Linked DNA regions of Homo sapiens: region 1 is linked to region 2. A link is a loop called in an ENCODE intact Hi-C map of the cell type or tissue named here. Cell type or tissue: PC-9. All regions are shown on one strand. Each heading gives the region's core, and the rest is flanking DNA. Links, peaks and the distances in the headings are about the cores only.

The links. Peaks named below come from ENCODE experiments on the same cell type or tissue, not always from the same donor. Only the 100,000 strongest peaks of a DNase experiment are listed, where the experiment ranks them.
Region 1: a loop joins it to region 2, with 5 times the contacts of the local background. A loop is called at or near these places in 4 of 110 quality-filtered maps.

What each region holds. Positions count from the first base shown.
Region 1 is chr2:31,522,379-31,525,296 of GRCh38, forward strand. SRD5A2 (steroid 5 alpha-reductase 2) reads right to left here. Exons shown (of 5, transcript NM_000348.4): 5 at 102-2,918. Among named protein-coding and RNA genes, the nearest start is that of SRD5A2, 57 kb to the right of the region's middle. In PC-9, for the core only: CTCF peaks have their summits at 1,677 (motif pointing left) and 1,879; no DNase peak of the experiment used is centred there.
Region 2 is chr2:31,332,447-31,335,364 of GRCh38, forward strand. XDH (xanthine dehydrogenase) reads right to left here. Exons shown (of 36, transcript NM_000379.4): 36 at 1,875-2,918. Among named protein-coding and RNA genes, the nearest start is that of XDH, 81 kb to the right of the region's middle. In PC-9, for the core only: a CTCF peak has its summit at 1,330 (motif pointing left); DNase peaks (open chromatin) are centred at 1,265 and 2,085.

The DNA.
Region 1 (2,918 bases), core at 284-2,783, 190 kb after region 2:
GGATATTCGCTATCCCTCCAATAAAGAATCTAGATTGTTACTGCATTGAGCAAAACCAAACCCTCAACCCAAAAAGACAGGACTAAAGAAACTAACACAGCTTGGTGCATACTTTAACCTTCTCCAGTTATTTATTTTATTCATCCAAATCTCAAGCTAAGGTTGATGGGGAGAAATGAGGCACAATGCAAATAACACAGAACTCTTTAAGATCACAACTCCATGGACTTGTACAAAGAATAAACAAATGTCTTACTTAGAAATTAAATCCACTCGATGGCTTATTAAATCACCCAAGAACTCACATTGCCACCCGGCTCTATGCCTCTTTCATCATAGGATAGTGTAGATGCTATAAAATAATCAGCATCCTTCTCCAGAAAAATTCACTTTACATTTGCCGTTACCCTCCTTGTTTTCCCTGCATGGACCTCAGCTCACAGCTTATTAGAGAACCAAAAGGCCAAGCGGGAAAAGAAATGAATCTTCATGAGCCTATTCCTTCATGTGCCAAGAGCTTGCTCCCCTGCTTCTTAGTGAGATTGCCATGAGGTAACCACAAAAATCCAAGAGAGCTATTATCAAACTTCAGGGTTGTAAAACCACGGATTTATTTATTTGTTCCTGAAAGGGTCTAAGCCGCCTAAATAGCTGTTTAATTGCGTATTTCTCATTAGAGCTCCTTTTTCCTTTTAGAATACAGTGGAGCCACTGTTGTTCTTTATGAAAGTAAGCATTAGGGATAAGGGGGTTTATGACCTGAAACCTTTTTTCCATGCTGAACACACATGTTGTCTTGACTACACCAATGAGGGAAAACTCTCTATTCTGTCAAATAGGTTTATGAAAGGGCATGAGCCTGGTGCTCCCACGGAGCGAGGGAAGCCTCACACACAAACAGGCATGGGACAATAGGTGTATAAACTGAACTATGCAACAGCACTTAAGCTCTGGCTATTTTTCTCCTGCATGAGCTCTGTAGAAATCCAGATGGCAGCCCTAAAGGCTGTGCCTTAAGCAGAAGAAGCATACATCTGACCCTCAAAGGGACAAAATGAGATGGCTGCTCTGACCAGCTCTGTACCAGCTGTGAGGAGGCCTTTTAACTCTGTGGGTCTCAGTGTCACTACCTATAATGTGAAGTGGTAGGAATAGCTGATGTCTGAGGTCTGCTTCAGCTCTTTAAGTCTAAATTCTGAAAAACAAACAAAACTCAACATTTTCTTCAAGGTTGGCAGGAAAACGCCTCTTCCGTGAAAGCTTCAGCAAGACCAAGATAGAGTATCTTGTGAGCTAGGACACTGTTAGATTATTTTAGCCAAAAAACAGTCCATGGAAACCTCAATTAACTATAATTTTGTTGCACCCTATTTTTAAAAGTGGGAAGAAATATGTTTAGAGATGAGCACATGTTCAGACCTTTACTGTATTTAATCCACATACATATCCTAGCCCTAAACAATGACAAACTGTCATTGAACACAACAGCCCTAGAACACTGAGAATACCTGAATTATCAAGGGAAGGTTTCAGCTTTCATAGAGTTCACGCTACTCTACCCTATATTCAGATTAAGAAGTTCCACGATCATGCTAACTTGAAAGGTCCACGATCAGGCAACAGGACTGGGGTTGGACCTAATTAAGTCAAGGTTGGACTAAATACTATTTTAGAAAGCGCCCTCTTGTGGCAAAAAGTGAAATTGCCAAATGGCGGTTTTGTCCTGAGACTGAGTACTGCCATTTATTGTATATTTATTTCATCTCAAGGACCGGCCTGGATGTTTTACATGGTAGTAAAATAAAGGACTTAAGCAAGGTAGTTTTCAATGTCATGGAGAGAACTGGAAGTCTTTTATGTCACAGAGCTCAAGCTACACCTGAAGATTTACTTCACCAAGTGTGTTCATTCCCCCTGTGTATTCCTCAGCACCAGGAGTGGCATCTAACCTCATGACGTTTTCCTGCACCTTTATTGTACTTCCTTGTAGTTCTGAATTGTGGCTGAGAGGCTGTATAAGTCATACTTCTTTATTTCCAGCACACAGCCCCTAATTTCATGAAGAGAGAAGAGAAGAAAGGAAACGACACTACAGACAGGGTGAATGGGAATGAGGGACAGGCGGGACAGGGAAGCACACCCCAATACCTTGTGAAAATCTCCAGAAGTCCCAGGATATTTTAATTCAAACAAAACTGCTTAACATCCATGATTTAAAGGTATTTAATGAACAACAAAAACACTTATTTATATGATTGCAATTTGCATTTTTCAGTAATCTACATCATCCTCAGACCTTTCAAGTTTCCTATGTGACTTATATAGTGAGTTTCTGTGCTTAGTACCACTGGTGCTCATTTGTCAAAACAGTTTGCTAAATATTGACAATGCATTCCGCAAACATAGGCCTGAGAAGACAAATATTTCCATGTATTCCAATTACAAGCGTTCGGCCCCTTCCTTAGAGAGTCCATATCTCAGCACTCATGCTGGGGTGACCCCTTCACAAGAGTTTGCAAACTCAAATGCTTACTAGCTACGTAGTTCCAGTTCTGGTGTGGAAATGTGGGCTCTGTATGTTCAGATCCTCCAACTTTTTAAATGAAACTAGAATGCTAGAGTTTTATGAAGGAATCTCCTGATTTTTAAGTTTTTGAAACTTTGTAAAAAAAAAAAAAACTATATGTCTGAGCCAAACAAAACAGGTTTTCTGCCCAGACGTGCCCCTCTGTCTGCAATTTTCAGTCTCTGCCTGCAGGTCCTTTGAGGGAGGCATTCAGGCTGCCCCTAGGAGACACCTTCTTGAACAGGTCCTGAGAACTACAAGGAAGAAGCTCCAGGAAAGGAAAGTTGCTTGGGGCTTCTGCTGTACTTCATATTGTTGTGGACATCTGGTGGAGGCAAGCAGCATGTAACCT
Region 2 (2,918 bases), core at 318-2,817:
TCAGTTGACTAGTGGTGTATGGTTAAGTTTTAAAAAGCCTGGACCAGGAACCAGGCAGCCTTGCTGTCAGTCTGACTGTGCTACTAAAGGGCCGTAGGACCCTGAGCGAGTCAGTTTCTCTCTGTGGGCTTATGTTTCTCCTCTCTAAAATAGAGAGATTGAACTTGATGGTCTTTCCAGTTCTGGGATGCTGAGGTGGCCTGGGGGGTTGTGCAAGCCAGAGCAGGACAGTTCAAGGACAGAGATGACGCCAGAATCCCTTTGGGCAGTGCCTGACATTTCCACTTCCATCAATAGGTTGATTTGTTTCAGGTGACAAGATTGTCACAGGATCTGTCTCCTGCCTTAGGAACACGTACTCCCCCAGTTCAGGATAGAAACAAAACAAAAGGGCAGGCTCCTGGGCCTGGGGGGCACCAGGGTGACCTCATGTTTAAGGAAGCTGTATGTCAGGAATCATCTTGTCCCACGATCCAAAATAGGCAGCAAATGGACAGGTTTCCAGGCTCCCCCTCCGCAAAAGATAAAAATACCATGGGTTCGGGGATGTTCTCAGTCATAAATCAATCAGCTAAGACTATTTCTGTCCTTATCCCTTGCCCAGAGTTCCTCCTACAACCTCTGTCCTGCCCTCCTGTCCCAGCCTCCCAGCCACCTAGCTCTGGAGTAAGGGGAGTCTCATCAGCTGCCCTGATGACAACTCAGTACCCTGGCCGTGCCAGCAAGAGAATCCTCAGCCTGCCTATAAATGAAACGGTGGGCATCCTGGTGCCTCCATCCACCTCCGTGAGCCTGGCTAGCAACTGTCCACTCTGACAGGCAGGTGACTCCCAATACACACCAGGTTTCCTGGCCTGTAAGGGAGCTGCCCGCTGGTTGTGGTGGGCACTTAGGAGTAAATGTCTCTGAGTAAGCCCTCAGCATGGTCAGGGGTAGGGCTTCTCCTTCATGTGGTTATAGGGGTTAAAGGACCTACCTCGTAAAACCACTGGGAGGATTAAATGAGACCCTGTAGGTAAAGCATTCACCTTGTCACCTGGCAAGTTGCAGATACTCTGAAAATAAGAATTGCCTTCCCCTTGCTAGCCATTCATCTGGAGCTCAGACTCCCACGGCTGACCCATGTCTTTGGAGAGCTCCTTTGAGACTTTTGTCATTCTAAAACCCTAAGTCAGCTTTGAATTCAGCTCTTGGGGAAGCCTCCGAGGACATCTGGTCTATGCAGAGATCCTACCTAAATCAGTACCTAATGGTTAACAAATGCGATGCTGCTGGGCCACCTGGACAATATTGCCCCTTGTTCAATCTTCTACTGCCCTCTGCAGGTTCCAGGCGATACCGCAGGCAGTGTTGACTGCATTCCTTGTGCAACACCAAAAAAGACCAAGACATCTCACTGTATAGACTGGAAGCACTTTAAGACAACAGGGCAAGGCAAGGTGTCTCAGACGGACGATGCCTCTGAATAGCACAGTGATTTCTAGTTCACAAAGCACTTTCTTGTTGGATTTTCATGACCACTCTACTCTCACCTTGGTACCTAAGCACACAAGGGAATTCTGTGTCACTGCTTCACCCCAAGAGCTTCACTAAAAACAAGTGACAGGTCTCAGGCCCTGTCCCAGAACATCCCAGAAAATCATCTGAAATGGACCTGGATCTCAGTGTAAACACTCGTTTAGTTTTTAAAGCTCTTCTACCTTGACCATGCTGTACAACAGCCAGCATATCTAGGATACTCTGGAGAGGGATTTTTGTAAGAAAGTGTGTGTGTGTGTGTGTGTGTGTGTTTTCAAGAAATGAAGGCTGGCCAAGATACTGAAGATACTAGCATTTGGTGTGATGATAATTAATAAGCATTTTTCACACGCCAACCAGCTGACAGTTTCATTTATTAGTGACATCAAGCACCAGTCCAACTATATCATTTCCACTATCCTCCCTCCATGGCCAGAACCACAGATTCTCTCTGGCAGAAGGTTGGATTTATACAGTGAAGGCATGTGACAGTGACACATTGTCCACCCAGCACCATGTAGGGATTAAATCACCATTTGGAGCAATAAAAGGGATGTTTGTTCTTCCCTTGTTCTCTTTACCAACCGCAGAAACTTGAGGTGATCTCAGCAGAGTTCATTAGACCCAGGTATCATATGACAGTAAGAAAACCAAGCCTTAGATAGCTGCAGATCCTTTATGTAACTGGAGTTTTCAGGTCATATATTTATAGGCTTTTAAAGCAGAAGACGTGAGACAACCCTTTACTGCAACCCTTATGTTTGCAGTAAAATGGATCACAGGAAGGGGAATTGACAGTCCAAGATCACAAAGATAGAGACAGAAGAGACAGAGCTAGGATGAGAACCCAGGCTTCTTGGCTCTTCTACCTCTGGTTGGGCTTGATTTTGATAGCAGCATTTTTATTTCTTTTTTTTTCTTCAGAGACAAGATCTTGCTCAGTCGCTCAGGCAGGAGTGCAGTGGCGCAATCATAGCTCACTGCAGCCTCAACCTCCTGAGCTCAAATGATCTCTCCACCTCAGCCTTTCAAGTAGTTGGGACTACAGGCATGCACTATCAAGACCAACTAATTAAAAAAATTTTTTTTAAAGACAGGAGCTCTCTATGTTGCCCAGGCTGGTCTCAAACTGCTGGGCTCAAGCAATTCTCCTGCCTTAGCCTCCCAAAGTGCTGGGATTATAGGGGTGAGCCACCATGCCAGGACTGATAGCATCATTTCTAGGTGGAAATTACTTTGGCTTCAAATGTAAAGATTAAACATAATCTTTTTTGTAAATACTCAAAGAGTATTTGGAATACAAATATTCTCTTCAAAGAGGAAGGGAAAGAAATCTAGAACATTGTACGTGCTCAATAATTGAGTTGGTTGGATTTTTGTATTATAGAGTAATCTTGCTT